3 separate regions of the Homo sapiens genome follow, and all the other regions are linked to region 2. The links are chromatin loops, found by intact Hi-C in ENCODE. Cell type or tissue: mammary epithelial cell. All regions are shown on one strand.

Evidence for each region. A loop is a pair of places that touch in the nucleus more often than their neighbours do. Peaks named below come from ENCODE experiments on the same cell type or tissue, not always from the same donor. Only the 100,000 strongest peaks of a DNase experiment are listed, where the experiment ranks them.
Region 1: it touches region 2 in a loop (7-fold over the local background); 20 of 110 quality-filtered maps call a loop at or near these places.
Region 3: it touches region 2 in a loop (4-fold over the local background); 6 of 110 quality-filtered maps call a loop at or near these places.

What each region holds. Positions count from the first base shown.
Region 1 is chr4:169,615,717-169,623,716 of GRCh38, reverse strand. It overlaps CLCN3 (chloride voltage-gated channel 3), which reads right to left and starts at 3,139. Exons shown (of 13, transcript NM_001829.4): 1 at 2,654-3,139. RefSeq lists enhancers at 2,682-2,791, 2,982-3,211, 3,282-3,331, 3,892-3,961. In mammary epithelial cell, CTCF peaks have their summits at 3,250 and 4,069 (motif pointing right); DNase peaks (open chromatin) are centred at 1,346, 3,246, 4,036 and 7,796; H3K4me3 peaks cover 3,475 bases; H3K27ac peaks cover 3,818 bases.
Region 2 is chr4:169,787,664-169,795,663 of GRCh38, reverse strand. It overlaps the pseudogene PTGES3P3. Among named protein-coding and RNA genes, the nearest start is that of HPF1, 34 kb to the right of the region's middle. In mammary epithelial cell, a CTCF peak has its summit at 3,758 (motif pointing left); DNase peaks (open chromatin) are centred at 3,733 and 4,403; H3K4me3 peaks cover 657 bases.
Region 3 is chr4:170,085,786-170,093,785 of GRCh38, reverse strand. It overlaps AADAT (aminoadipate aminotransferase), which reads left to right and starts at 3,830. Exons shown (of 13, transcript NM_016228.4): 1 at 3,830-4,162; 2 at 5,222-5,390; 3 at 6,538-6,670. The coding sequence starts at 4,096. RefSeq lists an enhancer at 1,720-2,414 and a silencer at 4,314-4,608. In mammary epithelial cell, a CTCF peak has its summit at 3,512; a DNase peak (open chromatin) is centred at 3,525; H3K4me3 peaks cover 1,496 bases; H3K27ac peaks cover 995 bases.

The DNA.
Region 1 (8,000 bases), 170 kb after region 2:
AGGGAGGCAGAGAGCAGAATGGTGGTCTACAAAGGCTAGGGAGAAGGGGGAAAAAGGAAAGGAGAGAGGTTAGTCAAAGAATACCAAGTTTCAGTTAGAGGAGTAAGTTTTAGAGATCTATTGCATGCCACGGTGACTATAATTAATAATAATGTACTATATACCTCAAAATTGCTAAAAGTTAATTTTAAACGTTCTCACCACAAACAAATGGCAAGTAGGTGATATGATGGACGTGTTAATTTGCTTGATTTAACCTTTCTACAAAATATACATTTATCAAAACATCACATTGAACCCCATAAATATACACAATGATTATCTGTCAATTAAAAATAAATAAAAACAGACAAAAAAACCCAAATTCCTCAGGGGCAGCGGGTATAAATGCTAGAGGCTTTCAAGAGGACAACGGAATAAACACACATACAAATATAACACTCAGATTATAACAAGGAAGAAAGATAAAACAATAAACCAATAAAAAGTTGCTGTGGAAGACAGAAACTTTGAAAACTAAATAGTCTTCATGATTTTAAAAGACAGAAACTGTTCGATTATTTCTCACAAGAAATAGCAAGAAATATATTTATTTAACTTGGTTCCAGTCAAAGTTGCAGATCAAATCTCTCTGGATTTCAACAATGAAAGTGAGGCAGTGGGGTTCAATCTCCATATTAAACTTCACTGAAGATTTATCTTTAAGAACCAAAATGAATCACAGCTACAATGTTTATGTACAGATGTGAATGTGCATATTTAAAAAATTAAAATGTTTATTAGAGTAGTAAGATTATGAGTATTCCTTTTAAAAACACTGTTTCCCAGACTCTCTGTAATTTTACATTGCTTTTATAATTGAACCTACAAGCCACGTCCCTCCTTGTTTTTCTCTAGCATTTTGACTATTCTAAACTACACTATGGTGCAGCAGAGAGCAGGAACTCTGAAATCATACTCCCAGGCTTCAGTCTCAGTTCTGACAGTTACTGTAGGGCAAGTTAGTTAAATTTTCTGTGCCTCAGTTTCTACGAATGTAAAACGGGATTAGTGAAAGTACCTACTTCGTGGGGTTAGTGTGAAAATTGAGATAATTCACAAAAATTACTTGGAAAAGAGCCTGAAAACACAGAATGCATTCAACAAATATTAACACTTATTATAAAATATTATACATTTTAGATCACTGCTGACAAGTTTGACTACCAAACTAAGTTGGAAGTTCTACAAAACAGCGATAGTGGCCAAACCCCACAGGATACTGCTTTGATATAAGACCCACCACAGAGATCAAATCTGGCTTCCTGAGCCGTCTGAAAATTATGACCAACATGTCACAACAGGAAATGGAAAGCCTACCACTAACATGACCTGGAAAATAGCCAATTTACTAACACAAACCCACAACATCAACAAATCTGTTCCCCTGAACCACATCTATCCAAAAGTAGTTTAAATATTTACATTCTTAATGAGCTATGTATGACTGATAACACATACTGAAGTACAATTTCCAAGTAAAAATGTAGGTACTATACATTCATATTGACTTCTTAAAATAATGTGACTCATCATTCAAGTAAAGCAGCAAAGTTTTCGAGGTGCTGAGGGGAGTAAGGGGTGGGAAGGGTATGCAATCTGTGATGAATTCTGCCAACAGTGGCTGTCTGTATTAACCAGAGGCCATATACGCATATTCAAGTTGAGAAAATATCTGTAGGTCACACACATGGTTTTTAAAGCCATATTATAGAACAAGACACTGAATAGCAGCAGCACCTTTTAAGATGAAAGTCAACAATTTATACACAAGCACTTTAACTCCCATATGTACTCCTGAACTGAACAAATATTATTTTGTAGTGACTCACAAAGGGACGCAGTTATTTCCATACCGACCTCATAAAAAAAAATCTTCTAAATTAACTCTTTAAAGATGAAAGTAAAAGCATTTCTGGAAAGATTCAACAATTATACAAGCCACAATGATGCTGCAGTAACTGAACTGCATAGCTCCAAAAGTTTACGTTTGTAGAACTGAACTTTTGAATTATATATCTGTGTAAAAGGTATGGTCGCTGTTGATTCAATTCCATGAACAGGAATTTCTTTCTAAAGGAAACAGAAATCTCAGTTTCTAATATGCACAATGCATATGTAATTATCTTCTATATGCTCCGCAGTTTTAAAATGCCATACAAACAAAGCATACCACATGCAAAGTCAATTTCTGAGATTCTAAGGCAGTTTCTGGTCAAGTTTAAGATCAAACCACAAATATATATACACAAAAAATATTTTACATACATATATATCTAAAGATAGAAAAACTGAATATTATTTTTAAATTGGGGAAAATTTAGCGAAAGTAAAACCCACTCCTCTAAGTTTAAAGTTAATCTTCTCCTGGAACCCACTTCCATTTTATTCAGAGGTCCTTCGACGGTTCCTGAAGCAGATGTGTGAAATTTTAAAGAATGTCTGAGGGTATATACCTAATCAGGATGGGTTAGCATCCCAATTCACGATGTACCTTTCAACATTATGTAGGTACATTGTAAGAGAAACCAAGATGAGCGCTGTGGCCTCACAGTTGACCCAAAATCTGTGAACAGGAGAGCTGACAACTCTTCGCTCATACAATGCAACTCACCTCGCAGCTCAGAGACATAGCAAAATCGGTGGCTGTTTTTTGCGCTGCCTTTGGATTCTGCATCTGTTTCAAACCTAGAACCTAGCTACCCTCGGAGCTCCACCGAAGAAAGCCTGACACAGCGAAAACTATCGCGATTTAAAAGATACCTGACGTTTTCTACCGCAGAGGTTACGAAAATTTTGCCCGGTGGGACTTTTATTGTCCTCCTTCAAACACGGGAGCAACATGAAGTTAAATCCTCTCGCTCTGGAGATCCCTAGAGTCAACCTGCTTCTGCCCAAAATTAAAAATAAAAATCTCCAATCTCACTTCCCCCTTAAGACTAAAACTGAATCCATGCTCTAACTCGGGAGTAAAGTAGGATGGCTTTCAACCCACCACACCCTCCTTGCTCATTATTCCGGGTCACGGGCGAACTAGAACACTGGGAAAGGGGCTGCAGGTTCCGGACCGGACCGGCCCTGACCCACGGAAGGGGAAGAGAAGCGGCAGGAGTCAGGAGCCCGAAAGGTACGCCCCAGCGTCGACGCGTGACGTCACTACGTTGACGTGAACGGCCGTTCAGCGTCCGGCCGTCCCAACACCTCCTCCTCCGGCCACTCGCTGAGTAGCGTCGGCGCCTATTGGGCGGCGTGGGAACGGTGGGCGGGCCGGGACTGGGTCTCGAGGAGGAGGAGGGGTGCGAGGTGCCTGGCTCTGAGGGCCGCCGGGGCTGTGAAGCCTGTCATTAGCGATTAGCTCACGTCAGTCACTCACGCATCCCTGTTTGCCCTGCTGCTGACCTCGCGCGAGGCGGCCACCTTGTGGGAGATGTTTTCGTGAGGCAACAGACGCTGGCCGTTCCCAGCGTCACGCAGAGTTCGGATCCACTCTAGCGAGAGACCACAGCGTCCGGGAGCAGCTTGTGAAACTCTGGCGAGCGTCAGCCTTGAAAATAAAAAGTATTGGCAGCCGTCGACGAGCACAGGTTCCTAAAACTTAGATCGAAGAGAAGTACCAGCCTTCAAAAATAAACCAGCACCAAAAGCCCCCTGTGCTTATAGGTGACGTGCGGGCTGGGAGTGCAGTGGTGTCACCTCGCCTTGTATGTCATCGCCGGTTGTGTGCCTAACATACATACAAAAAGGATAACTCGAATTTAGCCATCACGCATTTTCAAAAATACTGCTTGGAAATTGAATGTTTGGAGAAAAGATATAATCTGGGGTTTCTACACGGTCTGAATTGGGTTCATTTCCGTTTAGCAAACATTTATTGAGCTCCCAGCGTGGGTCACAGAATTCAGTAAACCTGATCCCGTGTTCAAGGTGCTATATTCCGATGCAGGGCAGGGCGATGCAGTGAAAGAATGGTGGCCACAGCAGTAGCATGCTAATAGCCTGGTGGGCAGGTACAGGTTTTGCATTTCTTTGGCGAGATCACTTTTGAGTGTCTCCACTGGGTGGCAGAATTAAGACCCGTGAACGTTTAATATCTCCTGTATATTTAGTATATTATGAATATATACTGATTAATGAATATTAAGTGCGTGTTGTATATCTTGTGCCTCATGAATATTAAATATGACCTGGTCTTGCCAGCCTTTTCTATTTTTACATATACGTGCTCCACCGACTGTTTTGCAGGCTAGGAACACGTGAGTTTTGTTCTCCTATTTCTTCTAGGGCAGCATTGAATATTCTCAAAGACAGTTCTGGGCTTCAGAGCTGGTATAGTGCCCATGGTGGTGATCACAGTGCGGTCAAGCTTCTTAGGACCTCTTTCATTACTTTTATCCAGGTAGAGTTTGTAGAACTATGGAAATACCCAAGCACGATTTTCTCTTACCTGGGACACTGTTGGCCAAGATCTTTAGATTCTTCTTAGAAAATGTGGAAAAGCAGGCAAAAATTTTTCCAAACCAAGTGGAATTTTTCACAAGACATTTACTCACATTTTTTTTTCTCTCTCACTGTAGTTACGTAGCTAATTTTGGAAAGGCACATGGATTTTGAGAATGTAGACAGTAGTTGTGGTCTATTAGTCAATCTTACCTGCTTTCTATAAGGATGAAAAATTATTTCATGGTAGTGTCGTAGTTTCTTAATGGAGGATTGTTCCAAGGATCTCTCTTAAGTGTGCAAGAACAAGTCTATTTGTACGTTTGGTTTTTTGTAATATTATCCCTATTATGTACTACCTTATTCCTTTATAAGAACTTAAAGTCATGGTCTCTGGCATACATAATCATCGCACCAGTAGTTCTCAATCTTCACTTTGCATCAGAGCCATCTAGGGAGCTTCAGAAAAATATCCTTGCTTAGGTCCCACTCCCAGAAATCCTGTCTTAATTGTTTCAATGTTGGACCTAAGCATTCCTGTGTTTAACTCTTCCCAGTTGATCCAAGGTGCTCAGTCAGAAACACTGTGTTACATATGGGGCAATATATTTAAACAATGTGGTATGTGATTGCTTGGTGATAAAACAATAGATCGCATCTGGGAAAAAACGTTCTCTGTAATTCCTCTGGTGTTTTTGTCAGAGAATCTGGTGATGTTGAACTTCCTGTTCAACAGACTGGTGGGAGGAAACACAGGGTAAGCACCATAGCCAGATCTTTGGTACATTTTAAGTGCCCTAATGTGAATACTTTCAGCCTGATCTCATTCCATCGTGGTAAATACTACAGAAAGGATGCTGATTGATTGGCATTCTTACCACATCCCTTATTTTAGTGGGAGTGATTAAGAAGGAACTTCTTAGGGCTGAGATAATTCCCAGTAAGGAGGTTTACAGATCCAACTGTGGGCTTTTCTCCCATATGAAAATAATTTAACAGCCCACCTGATCTCTGTACCGTAAATAACTGCTCCCAGAACCCTAAGAAGAGTTTGTATTAGTATCCAAGTGCTGTTGTAACAAATTCCCACAAATTTAGTGGCTTGAAACAGTACAAATTTTTGATCTTAGAGTTCTGTAGGGTAAAAGTCTGACATAGGGCTCACTGGTTAAAAATCAAGATGTTGGCTGGGCAACCTCTTGGTGCCACATGTGGTGGCTCACGCCTGTAATCCCAGCACTTTGGGAGGCCAAGATGGACGGATCACCTGAGGTTGGGAGTTCAAGACCAGCCTCACCAACATGGAGAAACCCCATCTCTACTAAAAATACAAGATTAGCCAAGTTTGTTGGCACATGCCTGTAATCCCAGCCACTTGGGAGACTGAGGCGGGAGAATCACTTGAACCCGGGAGGTGGAGGTTGTGGTGAGCCAAGATTGCACCATTGCACTCCAGCCTGGGCAACAAGAGCAAAACTCTGTCTCAAAAAAAAAAAAAAAAAAAAAAAATCAAGGTGTTGGCAGGGCTGTTTTCTTTTACAGGCTCTAGGGGAGAATCCACTTCCATGCCTTTTGCAGCTTCTAGAGGTCACTTGACTTCCTTGGCTCATTGTCCACTTCCTCCATCTTCAAAGCCAGCAATGGAAGGCTGAATGTTTCTCATATCATATATAAGTCCCCCTTGCCATGTAATCTGATATATTCACTGGTTCCAGGGATTGGGGCGGTGGGGCAGGGGGTGTTATCTTGCCTACCATAGGGTGCTTAAATTCATCTTTTAACCACAAGTCTCAGTATGCATTTTTTAAAAGGCCCCCAGTATACAGGAAGTATTTGGAGACACAGCAAAATAAGTTATGTGAAAAGGGTCAGTTTCTTCCACTGTAAATCAGATTTTTGGGCTAGGACTGGTTGGAGTTTAAGTTAATAACGAATACTCAACCAATATTTAAATTAGCTTCACACTTCTGCCACCAACCAACCAACAAAACTCTTGGGGCCTCAAGGAAAGGGAAAAAGGACAAAAAGATTGACTCACAGTGTAAGAGTTTACCAATTACAACCAGGTGTAGGATAGCCTGTTCACTAGTATATCTGGAACCCTGGCAGATTGAAACAAGAGAAACAAATGATAGACATTACCAGTGAGTGGAGGTGGTATAAACCTTGCCCTCTGTCAGCAATTCTCTCTCTGGGAGTGGCAAGTTGGATGATGCTATTTTATAGAAGTGGCAAAGTAAAGAGCACTGGGAATCATATCTCAGTTTCTTCTATCTTGCTCCCTGGACCAGTAAAGTTACTCTGAACTTCCCTTGAAATAAAAAAACCTAGAAATAGGATTACTTACCATAACAACTTAAAAGAATACACTTAAAAAAAGTTGCACAGAAAAACCAAACAAGATTGTATAGCTCTACTTCATGTATTTATGAGTTGTTTCAGAAAAAGAACTTTGATCTTGCCAGGAGCGGTGGCTCATGCCTGTAATCCCAGCACTTTGGGAGCCTGAGATGGGTAGATCACCTGAGATCAGGAGTTCAAGACCAGCCTGCCGAACATGGCGAAACCCCGTCTCTACTAAAAATACAAAAATTAGCTGGGCACGGTGGTACGTGCCTGTAATCCCAGCTACTCGGGAGGCTGAGGCAGGAGAATTGCTTGAACCCGGGAGGTGGAGGTTGCAGTGAGCCAAGATCACTCTACTGTACTCCAGCCTGGTGACAGAGTGAGACTCTGTCTCCAAAAAAAAAAAAAAAAAAAAAAAAATTAGCCCAGTGTGGTGGTGCATGCTTGTACTTCCAGCTACTCAGGAGGCTGAGGCAGGAGAATCGCTTGAACCTGGGAAGTGGAGGTTGCAGTGAGCCGAGAGCACGCCACTGCACTCCAACCTAAGTGACAAGAGTGAAACTCTGTCTCAAAAATAAAAAGAAAAGAAAAAGAACTTTGATCTTATTGTTTATGTTTCAGACACATTGGAAAGAGAGAGAATAGAAGGGATTAAAACATTCTATTATGAAAATAGTAGCATGGTTCTAGTCTAGAATTTCCTCCTGATTCCACTAACATCATAGAAGTGAAAATGACCTTTTCTTGTCTTTTGTCTTTTCCCCAAAAATAACAAGAAGTTATCCGAAATAGCTTTGCACTTCTAATTACAATTCGAGACCTTTGACATGGCAAACAGTCTTCCAGTTTAGTGTGATTGTTTCCCACAAAACTGCCTCAGTAGGACTTGATACACTCAAAGCTCTTTCAGCCAATCATATCCTGAAAACAGTCTCATGAAGTGACTCATTTCTCAGGCTGCACACAACTAAGGGCACAGTGTTTTGTTTTATTCATCCTAGATACAGATTATGATCATTCTTTTCAGGTGGTGGACTCATCTGTGAGCCCTGGCAGGTGACCCAATTCAGAAAGCCAGAAACTCAAAAGCTGACTAGATGTTTTATCTTTGCATATGGAGCTGGGCCTACCAGATTAAGATCCAGAAATTCAGTAGGCTGCTACAGTTTAACTCGTAG
Region 2 (8,000 bases):
GATGATGTCATCATTAAAAATTAGTCTCGGTTCAGTGATGAATATGTCCAGTCTAGTGCAATAAGTAAAACTGTAATCTTCATTAAAAGTTAAAGTCTTCCCTCTCAGCTAAGGTCTGCACAGGAACAGGAGGCTTGTGGCTTCTCTCTCTCATTTCTGGCCTTCCACTCCCACAACTGGACACCCCCTCACTTAGGTGCTTCTGGTTCCCAGGGACTGAATTCTCCAAAAATCCTCTTCAGCCATTCTAATTGATGCCAGACACTTTTATGCCTTTCATGTGGGCAATGAATTAAGAGTTGCAAAACTGGCTTTGACCCCCTAAATCATTGATTCATTCAACCAATTCATTAAAATATCCATTTGACTTTTTGATTTAATAATTATTTATTAAATATCTGCTGTATGCTGAACACTGTGCTAGATACTGCAAGAAGACACACTCCCTACCATCCAAAAAATTTCCCTGTAGTTCAGATGAGAAAAGATGTACACAATTAGACCACAAGACCATGTATGCTAAGGGCCTTGTTGTCCGTGAGGACAGTAAGTGCTACAATAAATCAGCGAAGGAAACTGCCCTTTCCATTGGGGAGTATTGGAGATGACTTTACGAAGAAGTGGGATTTGGTTTTTTGTTTTTGTTTTGTTTTGTTTTTTTGAGATGGTGTCTTGCTCTGTCACCCAGGCTGGAGTGCAGTGGCTCGATCTCGGCTCGCTGCAACCTCCACCTCCAGGATTCAAGTGATGCTCCTGCCTCAGCCTCCTGAGTAGCTGAGATTACAGGCACCCGCCACCACACCCTGCTAATTTTTGTATTTATAGTAGAGACAGGGTTTCGCCCTATTGGCCGGACTGGTCTCGAACTCCTGACCTCAGGTAATCCGCCCACCTTGGCCTCCCAAAATGCTGAGATTACAGAGGTGAGCAACTGCACCCGGCCTGGAAGGGGGATTTGAACTTGAATCTTAAAGGCTGTGTAATAATAGCTCAATCGATGTTTTACATGCATATTATTACTTAATCTCTGTAACAACTTTATGAGGTAGGGACTATTATTATCTGCAGTTACACATAAGAAAATTGAAGCATAGCAATATCAAGTAACACGCCCAAGTTCACATAAGTGGGAGGTGAAGTATCAGAGATTCAAGTCTAGAGCATGGGAGAATTTTCCAGAATGAGAGGTAGAGGTGGAAAGTGTTATAAACTGGAAAACAAAGGGAAGAAAGATACAAAATGGTCATGGTGTGGATTAACATGACATCCCATTTTGACATAAGGGAATAATCTCAGGAGGCCTGTTACTGCTTAACAGGCAGATGGAAGATGACTTGAAGAATTAGATGAGGCAGTTTGGACTCAGTCATCTCCAAAGTGAGCAGCCATTAAGCACCTTTCACAAAAGAGCACATCCAGTAGGTGCTGCTTCCATCTATGTTCTCCCACTTCCCCTAGTGCTAACTGCATGAAATTTTCTTCAGCTCAACCCTGTCTTCATTTCACCTCTTTATTTCTTTATTTTGGAAGCAGGATTTGATCTAACAACTCCTATATGAGGAGAGTCTCTATCTGCACAGTTCATTTTTGTTACTTTCCTTTTCCGTAATTAGATAAATAAAAATGCCCATCAAAAGTCTCCAGTAGGGGGCTGGGCACAGTGGCTCACACCTGTAATCCCAGCACTTTTGGGAGGCTGAGGCAGGTGGATCACTTGAGCCCAGGAGTTTGAGACTAGCCTGGCCAACATGGTGAAACCCAGTCTCTACTAAAAATACAAAAATTAGCCAGGCATGGTGGTGTGTCCCTGTAATCCCAGCTACTCAGGAGGCTGAGGCAGGAGAATCGCTTGAAGCCGGGAGGCAGAGGTCGCAGTGAGCCGAGATTGATGGCACCACCGCACTCCAGCCTGAGCGACAGAGCAAAGACTCTGTCTCAAAAAAAAAAAAAAAAAGGTTTCCCAATAGGGAAGGCTGCTTGAGTTTAATCTTTTAGTGTGTTTGGGGGCTGGGTGCAAAAAGTGAGACGTCTGAGAGAGGAGGAAGAGTAGCCAATATTAAGGGATAAAATAGCTGGATGACCTGGAGGGATAGAGCTGTCAAAATGGAAGAAAAATTCATTTATGTGCTCAGGAAAGACAGTAGCTTATGATTTTCAGTGGGCCTTAGGAACTGTAATCTAAACTGCCATTTAGCCACAAGGATGCCTTTTTATTTATTTTTTAAATTGCAAATTGCCTATTGCTATGATTCATAGAGTGATGTCCTTATACAATGATGAAAACTAATGGTTTTTCTTCAAAAATCAACTTCAAAGTGCTGCTCCTTCATCTCTCCTGTGTCACCATTTCCCCTCCAAGCCAATGTCTACCCATATATGCTTTTCATCCCGAAAAATAGTCAAATGCATCACTAAGATTTGGGTATCTAATAATTCCCCCCAACTCCGATGTATTTGACTAGACTCCCTGACTACTACTTTTTTTTTTTCTAAATTAGAAAGAAACGAACAAAACAACAAACAACAAGTGTGAGACAGCTGGAGAGAGAATGAGTTAAAACTTCAAAACTCGAGTGTGCAGGCTGTTCCTGGGTCTGGCCCTGTCATTGTAATTCCTGTAGGGGTTCCTATAACTTCTCCTGTGAGTAAAGTACAAGAGGGAATTCTGAAAGCATTAGACACAAACTACTTGATATTTTTCCATGTGGTTTTCACCACTTCTTAGAATAGGTATGGTCTCAAATTTTGGATTCTTTCTTCAGGCTTTTTTTTTTTAAATAACTTTTGAAACCCTGTTTGTGATTTCTAAAAAGAGCAGCAAATGTTTCAAGGAAAAAAGGAAAAAAAAAAAAGGTACATGAGAGGCCAATCTAGGAGATTTACAGTGAGGAGCTGATGAGTTCTGTAAAAGTTGTGTTCAGCTCTGTTTCACCTGTGAGTTCCTGTACTTTTTTCTTTTTGTAATCACAATTATTATCCTGTAGCCACATGATAGGAAATGCTGTTATAGATGAAACAAAGACAGGCAGCATCTGGGCCACAGATTAGATAATAATGAAATTCTTTGTGGTTGACAAGAGAAAAATAATGGGTAATACAAAACTGTAATCATATTTTTCATGCATTAGCTACCTATAAATTGCATACCCTGAATATAAGCTGTTGCTGTGAAACTTTAAATGTTTAAGATTAAAAAAATGAACAAATCAGAGCTTATCATTTCAAGTCTCAATTTTGTGTTTTTCCCACAGAAATATACTCTAGGTTTCCAGAAAGTTCTCTCGAATTTTTGTTAATGGACGTCCAAAAGGTACCTGAGTTGCCTGCCCTGGCTTCTTTTTTTTCTTTTGAGACGGAGTTTCATTCTTTTTGCCATGGCTGGAGTGCAGTGGCGCTATCTCAGTTCACTGCAATCTCCTTCTCTGGGGTTCAAGGGATCCTTCTGCCTCAGCCTCCCCAGTAGCTGGGATCACAGGCGGGCACCACTAACGCCCGGCTAATCTTTGTATTTTTTGGTTGAGACAGGGGTTTCACCATGTTGGCCAGGCTGTTCTCGAACTCCTGACCTGAAGTGATCCTCCCGCCTCGGCATTCCAAAGAGCTGGGATTGTAGGCACGAGCCATCGTGCCCGGCCACCCTGGCTTCATCTTTCACGTTTATAAATAGGCGTGGCCGATTGAAGACTGCACAGATACAACTGTGTACCAGAAAGTATGACTGCAGAATTTTCTTTTCCAGAAACTGCAGTGGAGCCCTCCTGTGGCTAATTTAATCCAGCCAGTTTTCCCTGATCTAAGCAGAAAAACGTATAAAGAAGCAGCTGTAGCTGCCGCCGTCGCCTGAGGGGAGCGAGAAGAGGCAGCGGCGACCAGGGAGAAAACGCGGAGTCCCCACCGGAGAGCAGCCGCCGCCAGACAGCCGCCCGCCCACCCGTTCGCCCGTCCCCCTGCCGCATTCACAATGCAGCCTGCTTTTGCAAAGTGGTACGATCGAAGGGACTGTGTCTTCACTGAATCTTGTGTTGAAGACAATAAGGATGTTAATGTAAATTTTGAAAAATCCAAACTTACATTCAGTTGTCTTGGAGGAAGTGATAATTTTAAGCATTTAAATGAAATTGGTCTTTTTTACTCTATTGATCCAAATGATTCCAAGCATAAAAGAACGGACAGATCAATTTTATGTTGTTTACGAAAAGGAGAATCTGGCCAGTCATGGCCAAGGTTAACAAAAGAAAGGGCAAAGCTTAACTGGCTTAGTATGGACTTCAATCATTGGAAAGACTGGGAAGATGGTTCAGATGAAGACAGGTCTAATTTTGATCGTTTCTCCGAGATGATGAACAACATGGGTGGGGATGAGGATGTAGATTTACCAGAAGTAGATGAAGCAGGTGATGATTCACAAGACAGTGATGATGAAAAAATGCCAGATCTGGAGTAAGAAATATTTCATCACCTGGATTTTGAGAAAGAAAATAACTTCTCTGCAAGATTTCATAATTGAGAGAATTCCTCAGTTGATAGCCCTAAAGGCAGATGCTGTATTTGCCTACTTTAACCCATTTTTCAACCTGTTTGTTTTTTAAAAGGCTTCACTAAGGGTTTATATGTACCATTGTATGGAGCAATTTGAAGTCAGCTAAGGCAATAACCTTATGCATGAACATTTCCCAGACTTTCATGAAGCTGTTGAGGTCCTAGGCAATTGATGCAGCAGTTGTGATAAATAAAAACATCTCACCTAAGTCTCCTTTTCTTCATAACATAGATACTGACGTGATAGGAAGCTCTGGGCTTAGGTAAAGAGAACAAAATTTTAGTTTATAGGGGAGAGAATGACATTACTCCCCAGAGCACAGAGAGTGCACACCCCCCTGTGATATTATTCATAATATCCAGGGAGGGAGAGGATGACATTAGTCTCCATATCGCAGGGTGAGTACATTCCCCTTGTGATATTGTTCGAAATATCCAGGGAGGGGGAGAGGATAACATTACTCCCTATATAGGAGGGGTGTGCACCCCCCTGTGATATTGTTTATAATATCCAGGAAGGGAGAGGGTGACATTACTCTCAATATCACAGGGGATGTACCCCATCCCGTGATATTGTTCATAATATTCAGGGAGGGGGAAGATGATATTACTCCCAATATCGTAAACACCCTGTGTGTACGCCTTCTGTAATATTTTTCATAATATCCAGTGGGAGGAGAGGATGATATAACTCCCAGTGTTGAAGGGGGTGTACAACCCCCTATGATATTGCTGGTAATATCCAGAGAGGGAGAGGTTGATATTTCTGCCAATATCGCAGGGGATGTACACTCTGCTGTGATATTGTTCGTAATATCAAGAGAAGGAGAGGATGATGTTACTCCCAATGTCGCAGGGAGTGTACAACCCCTGTGATACTGTTCGAAATATCCAGGGTGGGGAGAGAATGATATTACTCCCAATATCATAAAAACCCTGTGTGTACACCCCCTGCTGTATTGTTCGTAATATCCAGGGGAAGAGAGGATGATATTACTCTCAATATTGCAGAGGGTGTACAGCCCCTTGTGATACTATTTGTAAAGAGCAGGGGAGGGTAAGATGATGCTACTCCCAATATTGCAGGGTATGTACATTCCCCTGTGATATGGTTCCTAATTTCCAGGGGGAGATAGGATGATATTACTCCCAATATCTCAGGAGGTGTACATACCCCTGTGATAGTCTTCGTAATATTAACTAGAACAGAGGATGATATAACTGCCAATATCACAGAGAATGTACACCTTCCTGTGATATTTTTCATAATATCGAGCGGGGGGAGAGGATAAAATTATTCCCAATATCACAGGGGGTGTACACAACACTGTGATATTGTTTGTAATATCCATGGGGGGAAAGGATGATATTACTCTTAATATCGCAGGTGGTGTACATTCTCCTATAATATTGTTCATGATATTCAGGGTGGAAAAGGATATTACTCCCAATATCGCAGGGGATGTACACCCCCTTATGATATTGTTTGTAATATTCAGGGTGGGAGAGGATATTACTCCCAATATCGCAGGCGGGGTACATTCCCCTATGATATTGCTCATAATATCCACGGGAGGAGACGATGATATTTCTCCCAATGTAGCAGAGGGTGTACACGCCCCTGTGATATGATATACAATATCCAGGGGGGAAGTGAATGATATTACTTTCAATACGCAGGGGGTGTACACGCCCCTGTGATATTGTTCGTAATATACAGGGGGAAAGAGGATGATATTACTCCCAATATCCCAGGGAGTGTACACCCTCCTGTGATATTGTTCGTAATATCCAGGGGAGAGAGGATGATATTACTACAAACATCATAAGGGGTGTACATCCCCTTGTGATATTTTTGAAATATCCAGGGGGGAAAGAATTATGTTGCTCCCAATATCACAGGGGTTGTACACCCCCCTGTGATATTTTTCATAATATCCAAAAGGGGAGAGGATGCTATTACACCCCATATCGCAGGAGGTGTACACCCCTCTGGGATATTGTTCATAATATCCAAGGGGGAAGAGTATAATATTACACTTAATATCACAGAGGGTGTACACCCCTATGTGATATTGTTCGTAATATCTAGGAGGAAGAGGGTGATATTACTCCCAATATCGAGTGGGGTGTGCACCCCCCTGTGATATTGTTCATAATACTCAGGGTGGGAAAGGATGATGTTACTCCCAATATCGCAGGGGTGTACACCTTCTGTGATATTGTTCATATTTTTCAGGAAGGGAACGGATAATATTACTCCCAATATCACCCGGGATGAACACTCCCCTCTGATATTGTTCGCGTTATTCAAGGGAAGAGAGGATGATACTACTCCCAATATCGCTAGGGGTGTACACCCCCCGTGACATTGTTCATAATATCCAGGGGAGAAGAGGATGATATTACTCCCAATATCCCAGGGAGTGTACAACTTTGTCATATTGTTCGCAATATCCGGGGTGGGGAGAGGATGACATTACTCAACAATATCGCAGGGGGTGTACACCTTCTTGTGATATCGTTCGTAATATCCAGAAGGGGAGAAAATAATATTACTCCCAATATCGCAAAGGGTGTACAGCCCCCTGTGACATTGCTCATAATATCCAGAGAGGGAGAGGACAATATTATTCCGAATATCACAGGGGTGTACATCCCCCTGTAACATTATTTGTAATATCCATGGGGAGAGATGATGATATTGCTCCCAATATCCCAGGGGGTGTACAGGCCCCTGTGATATTGTTCGTAATATCCAGGGGAGGAAAGGATGATATTAATCCCAATATCGGAAACATGCTGTGTGAACACCCCCCAGTGATATTGTTTGTAATATCCACAAGGGGTTAGGATGATATTACTCTCAATATCGCAAGGGTTGTTCACTTCCAATTGATACTACTTCCAATATTGCAGGGGGTGTACACCCCCCTGTGATGTTGTTTGTAGTAATAAAATGGGGAGAGGAAGATATTACACCCACTATCAAGGTGGTGTACACACCCTTCTGATATTGTTGGGAATATCCGGGAGGGAGGATGATATTACTACTAATATCGCAAGGGGTGTACATCCCCCTGTGAAGTTGTTCGTAATATCCAGGAAGGGAGAGGATGATATTACTCACAATATCGCAGGGGGTGTACAACCTCCTGTTATATTGTTCGTAATAAGCAGGGAGAGAGAGGAAGATACTAATCCCAATATCGCAGAAGGTGTACACCCTACCCCATGATATTCTTTGTAATTTTCAGGGAAGGAGAGGATGATATTACTCCCAATATCGCAGTGGGTGTACACCCCCCTGTGATATTGTTCATAATATCCTGAAGGGGGAGAGGATGATATTATTACCAATATCACAAACGGTGTACACCCTCCTGTGATATTGTTCCTAATATCCACGGGGAAGACGATGATATTACTCCCAATATCATAGGGGGTGTACACCCCCCTGT
Region 3 (8,000 bases), 300 kb before region 2:
TCTCTACAAGGTATTTTAAAAAATTATCCTGGTGTAGTGGTGTTCACCTGTAGTCCCAGCTACCCAGGAAGCTGAGGTGAGAGAAATGCTTGAGCCCGGGAAGACGAGGCTGCAGTGAGCTATGGTTGGCGCCACTGCATTCAAGCCTGGATAACAAAGTGAGACTCTAGACACTCTGCCTCTCAAAATAAAATAAATAGCCTGTGAGTAATAAATACTACAAATCACAGACGGGTGCATCAACGTGCTTACAAAAACCTTTGGTCTTTTCCTTGGCCCAGCACTCCAAATTCCTTTGACCGAACAGGTTCCTACTACCAAATGGAAGAAATTTAAATTGAGACAGAGTCTCGCTCTATCCCCCAGCTCAATCCCCCACTGGAGTGCAGTGGCGTGATCTCGGCTTCAGCTGACTCCAACCTCCGCCTCCCGGGTTCGAAAAATGCTCATGCCTCAGCCTCCCGAGTGGCTGAGATTACAGGCATCTGCCACCAAACACCGCTAATTTTTGTATTTTTTAGTAGAGATGGGGTTTTGCCATGATGGTCAGGCTGGTCTCCAACTCCTGACCTCAGTTGATCCACCCACCTTGGCCTCCCAAAGTGCTGGGATTACAGGCGTGAACCACACCTCCTGGCCAAAGTTTAAATTTTCTTCTAAGTATCTAAGGAAACCTTGCTCAGTTAGAGTCCTCCCCTATCAAAAAAAAGCCTTAAGTCCCCAGGAACATCAACATATCTAGTTACAAGTTACAATTTACCTTGATCTACACCTTATTTAGATGTTTCCGGTGCTTGTTAACTTCTATAAAAATTCAGGAACTACTTTTAGAATGGACAAGCTCAAACACATAAGGATCTGTGTGCATGGATTAACTGAGAACAGGCCTTAAAAGTTGCCAAATAGCTTTAGTCAAAAACATTTGGAGGCTGAGGCCTTAAGGTTTGCTTAAATGCATGTTACTAACAACAGCCAATGTTCATAGCGTTTTTACAACGTGCAGACCACTGCACTGATTAGTTTAACACAGATTATCTCATTTATTCCTGTCAACATGCCTGCGAGAAAACCAATACAGAGAAAGGTTAATTAACTTGTCCAAAGACACCCAGCTATTAAGCCATCAAATGGGATTTCAACTACTTGAAGTCTCTGAACGCAGAAGCATTTTGCCTCGTGGGTTTCTAACAGGTTTACTAGATACTGTGCCTGGAATTGGTGGGGTTTTGGTCTCACTGACATCAAGAACGAAGCCGCAGACACTCGCGGTGTGTTAACAGTTCTTAAAGTCAGTGTGTCCAGAGTTTGTTCCTTCTGAGGTTCGGATGTGTTGGGAGTTTCTTCCTTCTGGTGGGTTCGTGGTCTCACTGGCTGCTGGCGTGAAGCTGCAGACTTTGGCGGTGAGTGTTACAGCTCTTAAGACAGCTCGGCTGGATTTGTTTACTCCTCCCTGTGGGTGCGTGGTCTCCACGGCCTCAGGAGAGAAACTGCACACCTTCGCGGTGAGTGTTACAACTCATAAAAGCAATGTGGACCCAAAGAGTCAGCAGCAGCAAGATTTATTGCAAACTGCGAGAAAACAAAACCACCACACGCTGCAAAAGTATCCAAGCGGGTTACCGCTGGTGGCTGAGGCAGCCTGCTTTTATTCTCTTATCTGGCCCCATCCACATCCTGCTGATTGGTCCATTTTACAGAGAGCCAATTGGCCTGTTTTTCAGAGCTGATTGGTCCATTTTGACAGGGTGCTGATTGGTGCGTTTACAATCCCTGAGCTACACACAAAAGTTCTCCAAGTCCCCACTAGATTAGTTAGATACAGAGTGCTAATTGGTGTATTTACAAACCCTGAGCTAGATACAGAGTGTTGATTGGTGCATTTACAAACCATGAGTTAGATACAGAGTGCTGATTGGTGTATTCACAATCCCTTAGCTAGACATAAAGATTCTCCAAGTCCCCATCAGATTAGCTAGATACAGAGTGCCCATTGGTGCATCCACAAACCCTGAGCTAGACACAGGGTGCTGATTGGTGTGTTCACAATCCCTTAGCTAGACATAAAGGTTCTCCAAGTCTCCTCTAGACTCAGGAGCCCAGCTGGCTTCCCCCAGTGGAGCCGGCACTGGGGCCACAGGTGGAGCTGCCTGCCAGTCCCGGGCTGTGAGCCCGCACTCCTCAGCCCTTGGGCGGTAAATGGGACCGGGTGCTGTGGAGCAGGGGGCGGCACTCGTCAGGGAGGCTCGGGCAGCGCAGGAGCCCACGGGTGGGTGGTGGGGAGGCTCAGGCATGGCTGGCTGCGGGTCCGAGTCCCACCCCGCTGGGAGGCAGCTGAGGCCTGGCGAGAATTCGAAGGTAGCGCCGGTGAGCCGGCATTGCTGGGAGACTGGGCACACCCTCCGCAGCTGCTGGCCCGGGTGCTAAGCCCCTCACTACCCGGGTCTGGCGGAGCCGGCCCGCCGCTCTGAGTGCCGGCCCGCCAAGCCCACGCCCACCCGGAACTCTAGCTGGCTCGCAAGCGCCCGCACAGCCCTGGTTCCCGCCCGTGCCTCTCCCTACACACCTCCCCGCAGGCTGAGGGAGCCGGCTCCGGCCTCCGCTATCCCAGGAAGGGGCTCCCACAGTGCAGCGGCGGGCTGAAGGGCCCCTCAAGCGCGGTCAGAGTGAGCGCTGAGGCCGAGGAGGCGCCAAGAGTGAGCGAGGGCTGCGAGGGCTGCCAGCAGGCTGTCACCTCTCAATACTTCCTTTTTGTTATTTAGCTGCTAGCACAAAGATTTTACTGGGTTATCTCAGCCTTTTGCTGCCAGGACCTAGATAAAAGCAGTGGCTCCTTGACCAACCTATTAGGTAAACTTAAAAGAGAGCCATTTGGCAGTGAGTCAATAATCATCTAGGAAGTACTCAGTAAATTTGTGCTGAATGAATGAATCTGTTCATTCATTTTAATAACCATTAAAGAATTTTTTAAAGTCAAAGAGAGGTTGTCTGAAACCCTTCCCTCATTAAGTGCTCACATTAAACCTTGTACATTCCATTTTGGTGATTCAGGAAGGAGAAATTGCAGAAAAGTTGAGGGAGGTGGGGAGTAAGAAGGGTTATTTTGTAAGAAAAAAAAAGGCAAGGTGCTAGACCCAAAAAGATCCGGATATTCACTTCCAACATAATTCTTATTTAACGAAAGGTCAGAAATTCAATGTGAGGGTAGACACTAAAATTGAAGAGACTCAGAGTGATTTTTCAAAAATTTTTGTCAGAACTCCATCGTCACTCCAAAATGCTGAGATCTTCGAGAAAGTGATGTTGAAATTCGTCTTGGTCGCCGGGATGCTTCCCAGGAGAGTGCCCAGAGTTTCACTAACGAAAGATGGGTATTTAGCATAGCCATGGTCTGAGCGGGCAAAATGCACAGTCCCAGTGACTGAGAGGAGGCCAGCGGAGCGCGCGGGAACGAGGGTGGGGCCGCTCCCGGCTGGGCGCAGCTCGGGAGCCCCCTGCAGTGGACCCAAGTCGCCGCCAGATGGTTCCCGAGGATTAGGATCACGGGCACTTCCGGTCCCCTCGGTCAGCCCCTGGGCTAGCCTCTGGGCCGGCGCCTAGGCCGGCCAACGCGGACGCCGGGTTGCGGTGATTCCCAGCGGCGAGGTCAAGAGTCATTGGCCTGGGGCTGCAAGCGCCTCGCGCCTGGGCTACCCCGCGCCCTGCGCTCTGAGGGCGATGATCCGGGACGGGGAGGCGCGCGCCGCGGGCGGCCATAGGCCACGGCGCGGGGCGGGAGGGGGCGCGGCGAGGCCCGCGGCGGGGCAAAACCGGCCTGGGCCCTGGCGGCCGCAGGAGCGCGTGCGGCGTGGACTTTGCCGGGCTCGCCACACAGCCCCAGACCCGTTTAGGACCGGGAGACCGAACGCAGCGTCCAGCCGGGGAGTTTCGGCGGCGTTCTCCGGGCACCGCGCGCGGGAAGCCAGACGCAGCGGGGGGACACATCTCGCGGTGGCGTTGCCAGAGTGAGGAGTTAGCAGGCAGGACTTGACGAGGCTCTTTGGTTTTTCTAGTCCTCAACCACTGAAGAAGAAGCTTGATGCTTGGCTGTCAGAAGACATGAATTACGCACGGTTCATCACGGCAGCGAGCGCAGCCAGAAACCCTTCTCCCATCCGGACCATGAGTGAGAAACGGGGTGACCATCTCTCCTTTGGGGTGGGGCATTCCTCGCACAGCCTCTAAGGAGGGTTCCCTAGCAAGCCACCGCTTGGTTGCATCCATGCGTACCCCTGTGCACGCTCGCGGTGAGCCAGGCTCTGCGTGCAGAAATGAAATAGACACAGCCTTTGTTCTCAAAGAACTCGGGCTGAAACGGAAGGCGGGTATTTCTGCTGGAGCAGAGTAGGAGCAACAGTAGAGAGAGGCGCAGACTGCTGTGGGGCACGGCCTTGGAAGGGAGGGGGCGTGCTATCAAGAAAGGCTCTTCCTGGGAAGCTGAGAAGGGGCATGCACAGCGTGCAGATGGGTGTACAGTGGAGAGGGCCAGGTAAATGGGAGAGGGGTGGGCCATGAAGCTCACAGACAGGTCGGGGCTAAGTGGAGGAGGGCTTCTGCTATTGTGGCCCTTTGCTGTCTTTCTGATCCCTCTGCCTTCTCTTTGGTCACCTTCATTCTTTAGTCCCTCCACAAGTGAGGTGCCTAGAAAAAGTTATTCTGTATGTTTATTTTAGACTAGCTTTTGTCTTAGTCCATTCAGGCTGCTATAACAAAATACCACAAACTGGGTAATTTATGAACAATAGAATTATTTCTCACAGTTCTGGAAGCTAGGAAGTCTAAGATCAAAGTGCCAGCAGCTTCTGTGTCACCATGGTGAGAGCCCTTCCTTATAGACAGAGCCATCTTGCTGCATCCTCACGTGGTAGAAGGGAGAACCTATGTCCTCACGTGGCAGAAGGGCCAAGGGCATTCCCTCAGCCCTCTTTTATAAGTGCACCAATCCCATTCAGGAGGGTGGATCCCTCCTGACCTAATCACCTCTAGAGACCCCACCTGTTAAAACTATCACATTAGTATTAACTTCCAAGTATGAATCTGGGGGAGCACCAACATTTAGACCATAGCACACTCTATCACTAGAAATCGTTAAACTTTATAGTTTTATTGACTATAATGCATGCTTAACTATCCGCTTATAACAATCTTCAATGAAATTGTTTCTTCTCTTCCATGTGTATTGTAGCTGACATATTGAGCAGAGGACCAAAATCGATGATCTCCTTGGCTGGTGGCTTACCAAATCCAAACATGTTTCCTTTTAAGACTGCCGTAATCACTGTAGAAAATGGAAAGACCATCCAATTTGGAGAAGAGATGATGAAGAGAGCACTTCAGTATTCTCCGAGTGCTGGGTAAGTATCAATACTTAACATAATTTTATTGGCTTATTTTCATAAGAAATATTCTAAGGCCCATTGATAAAGAATATTAAAGAAATATTCTAAGGTCCATTCATAAATATTCTAAAGCCATTGACCCATTTGGTCATTCAATGACCAAATACTCAGTCATTGAATACTAACCAAATGAGTATTCAATGGTTAGGAAGGTCTGGGGAAAGGTTTTCAAAGGATAATTAAGAACAGAAAGGATATTGAATGTTTAACACTCCTCAGTGATTGCTTCTCAATCGCAAATGACCAAGAAGGCTTCTAGAAGGAAATACCATTAGAGCTGAGTCCAAAAAAATGAGAAGATGTCCAGGTGAAACAAACATATCAGGAGAAATGAAGAAACGGAAGATCCAGGAAGCTTCAACTTTTTAAAGTTTAAGCATCCTGGATCTTCCGTTTCTTCATTCTATAGTCTAAACAAGCAGTCATGCAAATACATTGAATATAGTCATTCATTTCTATAGTCTAAACAAGCAGCCATTCAAATACATTGCCCTCATAGGTTCAAATGTCTTTAATTTCTTAAAGGCAAGCTGAAACATATACCTTGACTTTCTTAGCTGGTCTTCTTCAAGTGATAAAGGATAATTTATAGAGAATCTATAAATTATACTTTATTAAAACCTGCTTTGTTCTGTGATTGAAAAGTGTATTGAAATGTTATTCATGTATATATGTGTTAGTTATGTAATATGTTAAATATACATAGGCTTATTCAAACATTCCATGATACAAACAACTTATTGAGTCTGAACTTCTAGGTAGCCATAGAACTCTTCCTAGAGAGAACAAAGAATCGATTATGCAACGCATGCGCTAAAGACTTCAGGTTTGGAATAAGAAAGATGTAGATTCAAATCTCAGCTCATTTATTACGTAATTGACTTTCTGAGAATTTCTGGCTGAATGACTTACAGGAATTTCCTAATCTCTAAGTCTACTGCCTATCTTTTAAATAGGAATATTCATACTGGCAAAAAGCATTTGAGGGTTTTTTAATTGAGTGTACAAAGTGCTTGATAAAGCTGTCATTTATTATTTCCTGTCTACTACTGTTACTATGATTTTTACTACTATGAATTTAAATATACATTTTTTGCTTTAGAATTCCAGAGCTTTTGTCCTGGCTAAAACAGTTACAAATAAAATTGCATAATCCTCCTACCATCCATTACCCACCCAGTCAAGGACAAATGGATCTATGTGTCACATCTGGCAGCCAACAAGGTCTTTGTAAGGTAAGACTGAAAGGAAAACTCAGCCAAAATGTAGAATTGGAAGCATTCATTTCTATAGTCCTCTCGCACTTAACCACAGAGAATTATATTTTATGGATTACTGGTAGTCTTTCTTGTCTTCACCTAGAATTATAAACAGGGAACTAAAAGACAAGTCATAGGATGGGGGTGGGAGCAGTTGTGGCCGGGGATGGGCAAGGGTGGGTAGGGGGTGTTGACTGTAAGCAAAAGCCAGGTGGAAATATTGTAGGTTGATCTATCAATATTTCCCCCTAGTTTTCCTCATTGTGAACACAAGGACTTTGAAAAATTACCTGCTCTTAACATCATTCACTAGCCTAATCTTTCTTAAATATTAAATACAGAGCATGTGGTCAATTACCCAGACCTATTAACCATTAAAGCAGGATGCCCACTAAGGGAGTACTCAACTCCTACCAAAAGCTTAGTGAACACTGCTTAATTTCATCTGGCTCAAAAATTCAAGTTACGTTTGATTTCCGCCTATAGTTAGGAAATTTCAATACAATTTTTAAATTTTTTAGAGGGCATGCTTTCATATTCCTGAGATACACATATTTATATTCTTTTACATATCTGTCTGTAGAATCTCTCCTTGCCACTGCTTGTATCTTGTCCCCCTCTTGGGTGTATTTCTCTAGATCTATTTATATGTCTGTATTTCTGACTTCTTATATGGATTGGTTCTCTCTCCCTCTCCCCCTGGCATTAGTTATTCCATCTTCTTCCCTTCTGGGTTCCGGGAACTCCACAGATGTAAACACCACTGGTTAGTTGCCACAATAAAGAGACCACATCTGTGGTCCTCAGTTTGATCTGTTATTTTCTTTTCTTTCTTTTTTTTTTTTTGAGACAGGGTCTCACCCTGTCACCCAGACTGGAGTGCGGTGGCGCAATCACGGCTCCCTGCAGTCTCGACCTCCCTGGGCTCCAACAATTCTTCCACCTTAGCCTCCCAGGTAGCTGGGACTGCGGGTGCACACCAATATGCCTAGCTAATTTTTATATTCCTTTGCCATGTTGGACAGGCTGGTCTTGAGCTCATGGGCTCAAGCAGTCTGTCCACCTTGGCCTCCCAAAGTGCTGGTATATTTTCTCCTTTGTTTTCCATGAATAATAAGATTCTCTATATTCATTCTCAGATCTAAATTAATCTATGACTCCCATTTATCTTTATCTTAAACCAGAGTAGTTTTCTTTTTCATGGAAATATGAAAACTGTAATCTGGTTTGCTTTAATGAATTTTAATTAAATTATTGTTACAGAATAATGGGTTACAGTAGTAAAAACATTTTTTAAAGTTTTTAA